Regions from separate parts of the Homo sapiens genome. Here region 2 is linked to region 1. A link is a contact called in ENCODE Hi-C or POLR2A ChIA-PET data. All regions are on one chromosome and are shown on one strand. Each heading gives the region's core, a stretch centred on a gene start or an enhancer-like site at or near the end of the contact. The rest is flanking DNA. Distances are from core to core; before and after follow the strand shown.

Region 1 (3,414 bases), core at 138-2,637:
AAATATATACAACACAAAATTTACCATTTTAACAATTTTTAAGGGTACAATAAGTGGCATTAAGTATATTCACGATGTTGTGTGACCATGACTATTATCCATTTCCAGAAATTTTTCATTATCTCGAATAGAAACTCAGTACCCATTAAACCATAACTCCCCTTTTCCCCCTCTGTGAGCCCCTGGTAACTTCTGTTCTACTTTGTGTCTCTGAATCTACCTGTTCTATATACCTCCTATAAATGGAATCATAAAATATTTGTCCTTCTGTGCCAACTTATTTTCACTTAATGTTTTTGAGACTCATCCAGTTGTCATCGTTTCCTTCCATTTTAAGACTGAATAATATTCCATTGTATGTTATACCACATTATGCTTATCCATTCATCTGTTGATGGAGGGCCGGGACTTTTACCAAGATGTCTGATTCCAACGCTATTCTGGTTGGCTCTGTTGAGCCCTGTGCAGTACCCGCTATAGCCACCAGAGGGAGCAGAGGGAACACCAGGCGGGCGCACTGCAGGCACCGGGCGGTTTCTGGGAAGAAGAGGAACAGATGCAGCCTTTTGCACACAAAATCTTACACGCAGAAACCATGCAAATAGAGGGAAGCTGGCCGCCAGGAAAGCACCCAGACTATAGAATCGGCCACAAGTGGAAGAAAGGAGAAGGAAGGGTTAGGGCTGGAAGGAGCTGCCCCTGTGATCCTGGTCCAACCCCTAAAATGGAAACAGAGGCCTCTGGCCACCCACAGTTTCCCTGACAGCTGTCCTCAGCGTGAACAACCTCCGTGCTGAAGAGCTCAGGAGGGAGGCGGAGGGGGGCCGGTCCAGTAAGGCTCGGGTTCCCATTTCTGCCCTTCTCCAGCAGCGGCGTGACCTCCAACCTGTGGCTTGCACATTTTACGGATGAGGAAACTGGGACTTGGAGCTGTTGATTGTCCAGAGCAAGTGGAAGAGGCAAGATCTGAATGCCACCACGTGCCTTGTGATTCTCTTCTCCAAGCTCAGCGCCCTGGTTTCTTCAGCCGCATCTCATGATATGTGGTCTTTAGGACTCTTCCCCACCTCATCTGGTTGGCCAGCCTCCCTACAGGCGAAACGTACAAGGGTCTGTGGCTCTTGAGGCTGGTCTGACCACCGTGGCCTCCCTCTTCTGAGCACCCAGCCTCTAATAATGCTACCCAAGTTTGCCCTGGCTGGTTTTGGCAGCCACCTCATGTTGACTGAATTTCTGTCAGTTTCAATCCCTCGGCTTTTCTCACATGTGCTGTTGCTAAGCCATTTCTCCCCCACTGCATCCTTGTGCAGCTGGGTCTTTGGATGCGAGTCCAGGAACTGACATTTATCCCTGTCAAATTCATCTTGTTCATTCATCTGACAAACATTTGTTCAGTGCCCACGCCATACCAGGCACCAGGAATACAGGAACGAAAGACAAGGCTCCTGGCCTAAGGAGCTCACATTGGTATTCATCACAGCCGTAGCCACTAGTGAGTGAGGGGCTACTGTGTGCCAGGCATACAGCCTCTGCTGGGTGCTCTATGTAGGCTGTCTTCTTAACCCTTACAGCACTGCAGTGTCGGTGGCATTGTCCCCATTTTGCAGATGGGAAAACCAGGGCTCAAAAACTTTATGAGACTTGTCTGAAATTACATTGCCAGAAGGAAGCAGGCCCAGTATTCAACCTTCCAACTGCTTTGGATCTTGATTCTGTTCTCCTACTTAGACACCTTGTATCCCAGCTTTGGGTTCTCTGAAAACCTGATAAACTTTACTTCTCTGAATTTCATCAACAGCACTGATGAAGCTAAGATGAGATCAGAGCTCTGGGGTGGGCCACCAGTGCCCCCCTGCCCAAGATAAACAGCCATCTATGATTCTGAACACTGTTGGGTTGGCAGATACGAATGCACGCAACAGTGAACTCCTGCCCTCACCCCCAGCACCAGGTTCCCTCCCCTGACAAGCAGCTATGTATACGGTTGCTGTCATTTTTATCATCAGACTGGTCCCTGCTGCCGAGTCCTCTACATGCAGGAGCTCAGCTGTGACTGGCCCTTGCCTTCATCATGATAAAGTTTCATCTGCCAATCCCCCTCCCGAGGAGGGACATGCAAGTCCAAGGACAAGGTTGGTGGGGGAGGGGAGCAGTTGAGGGGATTTCACAGGCTCTGAGTATCTTCCCTTGCATCTGTGACTTCTGTCCCATGCCGTCTGCTCCTGGAAGCTCAGCCCATCTTTATCATTAAGCTCTTCTGCCATGCTGAGGGAGACCAACTGCAGAGCAGGCCTGTGCAAGGGCTGTGGGCAGGAAATAAGGCAGGCAGAATACATGCACTACTTGGGGGTAGGTATAAAATGGGCTCCGAGCTCCCAGCCAGGACCCAGGGGACACCATGCTTCATGACAGAATTTGGGGTTACCACCTCACAGGACGACGTGCACTCCCCTCCTCACACCCCTATGAGCTTGCAACAGTTATCATTCTGCCCATTTTTGCAGGCGAGAAAACAGGCCCAGCAAGTGTGGTCTGGGACAGAGCACTACCTCTGCTAAGAATGTTTCCTGAAAACAGATCTGGGATTTCCAGGGCCCCAAAGGACAGCAGAAAGCAGGGCCCTGCCATGGACACACCAGTGGAGATAAAAGGACTACCGATGATGGCGGTGACTCCAGAGTTTTAAAGACCCTTTGGACATTGTTGAAAACCTCTAGTCTAGCTTTTTGTGCCTGAAGAGCATCTGGGGAATATAAACTCACAAACTCCTGCCAAGGGTTCAGAGAGCAGCCAATACATCCTTCAGGAAGGCCCTGCCTTTGTGGCCTTATAGTTGAGTGGGGAGAAGGCAGATAGATAATAAGCAAGTGTATCATTTCAGACAGTGATGAGTGCTATAAAGAGTGTACGGTTGGTATAGAGAAAGCTGCTCTAGCTAGCATGGTCCAGGAAAGCCTCTCGGAGGAGGTGTGATTTGAGGAGCCAAGAAAGACCCAGCCTTGGAAACAATGAGAAAAGAGATGCTGAGTGGGAACGAGGCTCTCCACCCAAAGCATGGATGGCATAACAGGGAGGAGACCTCACAGCTCAGATAGGAGATCCCAATTGGGAAGTGGTGGTAAGGTGTCCCAGGGAGCCTGACACCTGTCCCCTCCATTCTTCCTTCATTCTCCAAAGCAATGCTCTGAGTCTTCTCCATTTCCTCCCATCTTCAAAATCCATTTCTGCACAAGGCCTAGCCCAGAGCAGGTGCTGGATGTTTGCTCGGTGAATAAACTCCTGAAGGCCAGCAAGGAGGAACTGTGAGGACGAATCAGAGGAGATCCTACCTTCGTCTGCAAGGAATCACTTGAGGGAGTTGACCCCTTTAGGGGGTTCAAGCAGAAAAGACAAAGGGATTCCAGAAGGTGGGAG
Region 2 (3,335 bases), core at 206-2,705, 180 kb after region 1:
GCCCGGCCTGTTTTGTATTTTTAGTGGAGACAGGGTTTCACAACGTGTTAACCAGGATGGTCTCGATCTCCTGAGCTCGTGATCCGCCCGCCTCGGCCTCCCAAAGTGGTGGGATTACAGGCGTGAGCCACCGCGCCCGGCCTGGTTTCGCGTTTGATGTGTTAAACCTAGGTCGCGCTCGGGGTTTCAAGCGTGAAATCCTAGCACTTCGGGAGGTTGGGGCGGGCGGATTGGGTAATTCCAGCCTGACTAACATGGTGTGAAAAATCCCGTCTTCACTAAAAAACCAAAAGAAAAGTGAATCAGGCCTGGTGGCGGGCGCTCTAGCCTGAGAGACAGAGCAAGATTCCATCTCAAAAAATAAATAAATCTTCGCGTTAGATAAAGGGTTTACTTGTAAACTGGTAATTTGTTGCTTTTCTGTGTTAATCTCTAGGTAAAGTAGCGACTTCCCTCTCCTATTTACGCATGCGCTATTACTGTATTTCTACTGAGCGATGACTTTCTCTGCGTTTCTCATGTAGCATAGCACAGAGTACTTTTAGTTGTTTTTGTTTTTTTTTTTTGAGACGGAGTCTCTGACGCCCAGGCTGGAGTGCAGTGGCGCAATCTCGGCTCACTGCAAGCTCCTCCTCCCGGGTTCACGCCATTCTCCTGCCTCAGCCTCCGGAGTAGCTGGGACTACAGGCGCCCGCCACCACGCCCGGCTAGTTTTGTTTTTGTATGTTTAGTAGAGACGGGGATTCACCGTGTTAGCCAAGATGGTCTCGATCTCCTGACCTCATGATCCGCCCGCCTCGGCCTCCCAAAGTGCTGGGATTACAGGCGTGAGCCACCGCGCCTCGCTGTCCGCCTCTTGAAGAGTAAACGAGGCCGGGCGCGGTGGTTTAGTAATACCAGCTGTAATCCCAGCTACTTGGGAGGCTGAGGCAGAAGAATCGCTTGAACCCGGGAGGCGGAGGTTGAGGTGAGAGGAGATCGCGCCATTGCACTCCAGCCTGGGCAACAAGGGCGAAGTTCTCTCAAAAGAAAAAAAAAATCGTCGGTTTCCTTTTCCCATCTTTCTTTCGTGACTTATATTCCAGAACGAAGCCCCACACATCATTAATGATTTGAATCGTTTCTAAAGTGTTTCTTAAATCGTTTCTTAAATCGTTTGTTGTTTCTTGTCTAACAGTCCAGAACACATATTACATAATGGAGCCGGGAGACAGACTAGGGCTGGCTTGATCCGGCCACGCAGTCCAGGAAAGGTGCTTTTCACCCCCAAGTGCAAAATGATCAATGTATTCTTCCGATCTACATAAACAAGCACCTCCTGGTTTCATTTTCGTAAAGCAAAACAAGCATGGAAGCTTTACTGTTTCGGCTCTTCAAACTTCCAGCAACTACACTGCGCTGCATCGGACTCGACGCCCGCTGGTGACGCACACGCTGCGCCGGAAGTGTGAACTGTCTGCCTCCAGGCTTTGTCATGGCGGCTGCTGCTGCACGCTGGAACCATGTGTGGGTCGGCACCGAGACTGGGATCTTGAAAGGTGGGTGGCAGGCTCGGGCGTCGGGAAGTGCAGGGGTGCACTCGCGCCCCTGGCGTGACTGACGCCTTCGTCTCTCAGGGGTAAATCTTCAGCGAAAACAGGCGGCGAACTTCACGGCCGGAGGACAGCCGCGGCGCGAGGAGGCAGTGAGCGCCCTGTGTTGGGGCACCGGCGGCGAGACCCAGGTGAGTGGCCCCTGGTCGGGCCGGAGCTGGGGGCCTGGGGCGCAGCAGCCTCGCTCTCCTCGCCATCTTGCCCTTCTTTGCCGCAGATGCTGGTGGGCTGCGCGGACAGGACGGTGAAGCACTTCAGCACCGAGGATGGCATATTCCAGGGTCAGAGACACTGCCCGGGCGGGGAGGGCATGTTCCGTGGCCTCGCCCAGGCCGACGGGTAAGACCAATCCCCTCGCTAAACTCAGGGCCGAAGGGAGAGCGTTGATGCTCCCTGAGGATACTGGAATGATGGCGACAGGCAAACTCTTAGTGACACGGCTTTGAATGGGTGACAGGGACCTGGGTTTCTGCCTTATGTAGTTCATACCTGTAACACACATTTATTGAACACCTACTGAATTCCAGGCACTGGGAGAAGTACAGGGGCTGCCGGTAAAATTTCTGCCTTCAAAAAGTTCTCATCCTCTAAGGTTTTTCACCTGACTCCATTATAATCCTCTAAGTAACCATGGGCAAGTCATTTAATAGTTTTGTGTGTGTGTGTGTTTGTTTTTTGTTTTTTTTTTTTTTGGAGACGGAGTTTTCGCTCTTGTTGCCCAGGCTGGAGTGCAGTGGCGCGATCTCGGCTCACTGCAACCTCCGCCTCCCGGGTTCAAGCGATACTCCTGCCTCAGCCTCCCAAGTACCTGGGATTACAGGCGTCTGCCACCACGCGCGGCTATTTTTGTATCTTTAGTAGAGACGGGGTTTCACCGTATTGGCTAGGCTGGTCTCGAACTCCTGACCTCAGGTGATCCACCTGCCTCGGACTCCCAAAGTGCTGGGATTACAGGCGTGAGCCACTGTGCCTGCTTGTCATTTAATAGTTTTAAGCAAGGCTGGGTGTGGTGGCTCATGCCTGTCATCCCAGCACTTTGGAAGGCCGAGATAGGTGGATCACTTGAGGTCAGGAGTTCAAGACCAGCCTGGCCAGCACGGTAAAACCCCTTCTCTACTAAAAAAATACAAAAATTATCCGGGTGTGGTGGCTCATGCCTGTAATCCCAGCTACTTGGGAGGCCGAGGCTGGAGAATCGCTTGAATCCGTCCCGCAGAGGTTGCAGTGAGCAGAGATCGCACCAGTGCACTCCAGTCTGTGAAACAGAGCAAGACTCCATCTCAAAAAAAACAACAAAAAAAGTTTTAAGCATGCATTCATTAATTCATTATTAATTCATTTATATTTTTTGAGACAGAGCCTCACTGTGTCACCTAGGCTTGAGTGCAGTGGTGCATTCATGGCTCACTACAGCCTCAACCTCCCGGGGTCAAACGATCCTCCCGCCTCAACCTCCTGAGTACCTGGGACCACAGGCAGGTGTCACCCTGCCCAGCTAAATTTTTAAGTTTTTTATAGAGATGGGGTCTCACTGTGTGCCCAGGCCAGTCTCAAACTCCTGGGCTCAACTTGAGCTCAACCACCAACAAGGTGATGTAGCTCTGAAAGCAAAGATTAGGAAGGTGCTAAGTGGTTGGATGACTGGCCTTGCTTTCTTCCAAAGATGATGAAAGAGGGCTGTGAAGCAGGCTGCATAGGTTTGGTGGTGGTAATTCTGACAGGTGAGGTCTGGAAAGCCTGTGG

The links. A loop is a pair of places that touch in the nucleus more often than their neighbours do. ChIA-PET counts read pairs that join two places held with the same protein, here RNA polymerase II (POLR2A). Pooled maps may share reads with other maps.
Region 2: a pooled map shows a loop between it and region 1 (3-fold over the local background). The contact joins the promoter of WDR74 here to the enhancer-like site in region 1. A Hi-C loop is called at or near these places in 2 of 50 pooled maps. POLR2A ChIA-PET finds 5 or more read pairs at or near these places in 7 of 52 experiments (H1, HEK293, SK-N-SH and 3 more).

The regions. Positions count from the first base shown.
Region 1 is chr11:63,021,329-63,024,742 of GRCh38, reverse strand. No RefSeq gene overlaps it. Among named protein-coding and RNA genes, the nearest start is that of SLC22A8, 7.2 kb to the right of the region's middle. Within about 2 kb of position 1,387, at least 3 of the 41 ENCODE cell types and tissues checked have a DNase peak (open chromatin) inside an H3K27ac peak, as active enhancers do.
Region 2 is chr11:62,837,710-62,841,044 of GRCh38, reverse strand. WDR74 (WD repeat domain 74) reads left to right here and starts at 1,455. Exons shown (of 11, transcript NM_001369450.1): 1 at 1,455-1,538; 2 at 1,617-1,723; 3 at 1,810-1,931. The coding sequence starts at 1,475. RefSeq lists a silencer at 82-131 and enhancers at 262-431, 1,062-1,201, 1,272-1,611, 1,672-1,791, 1,902-2,031.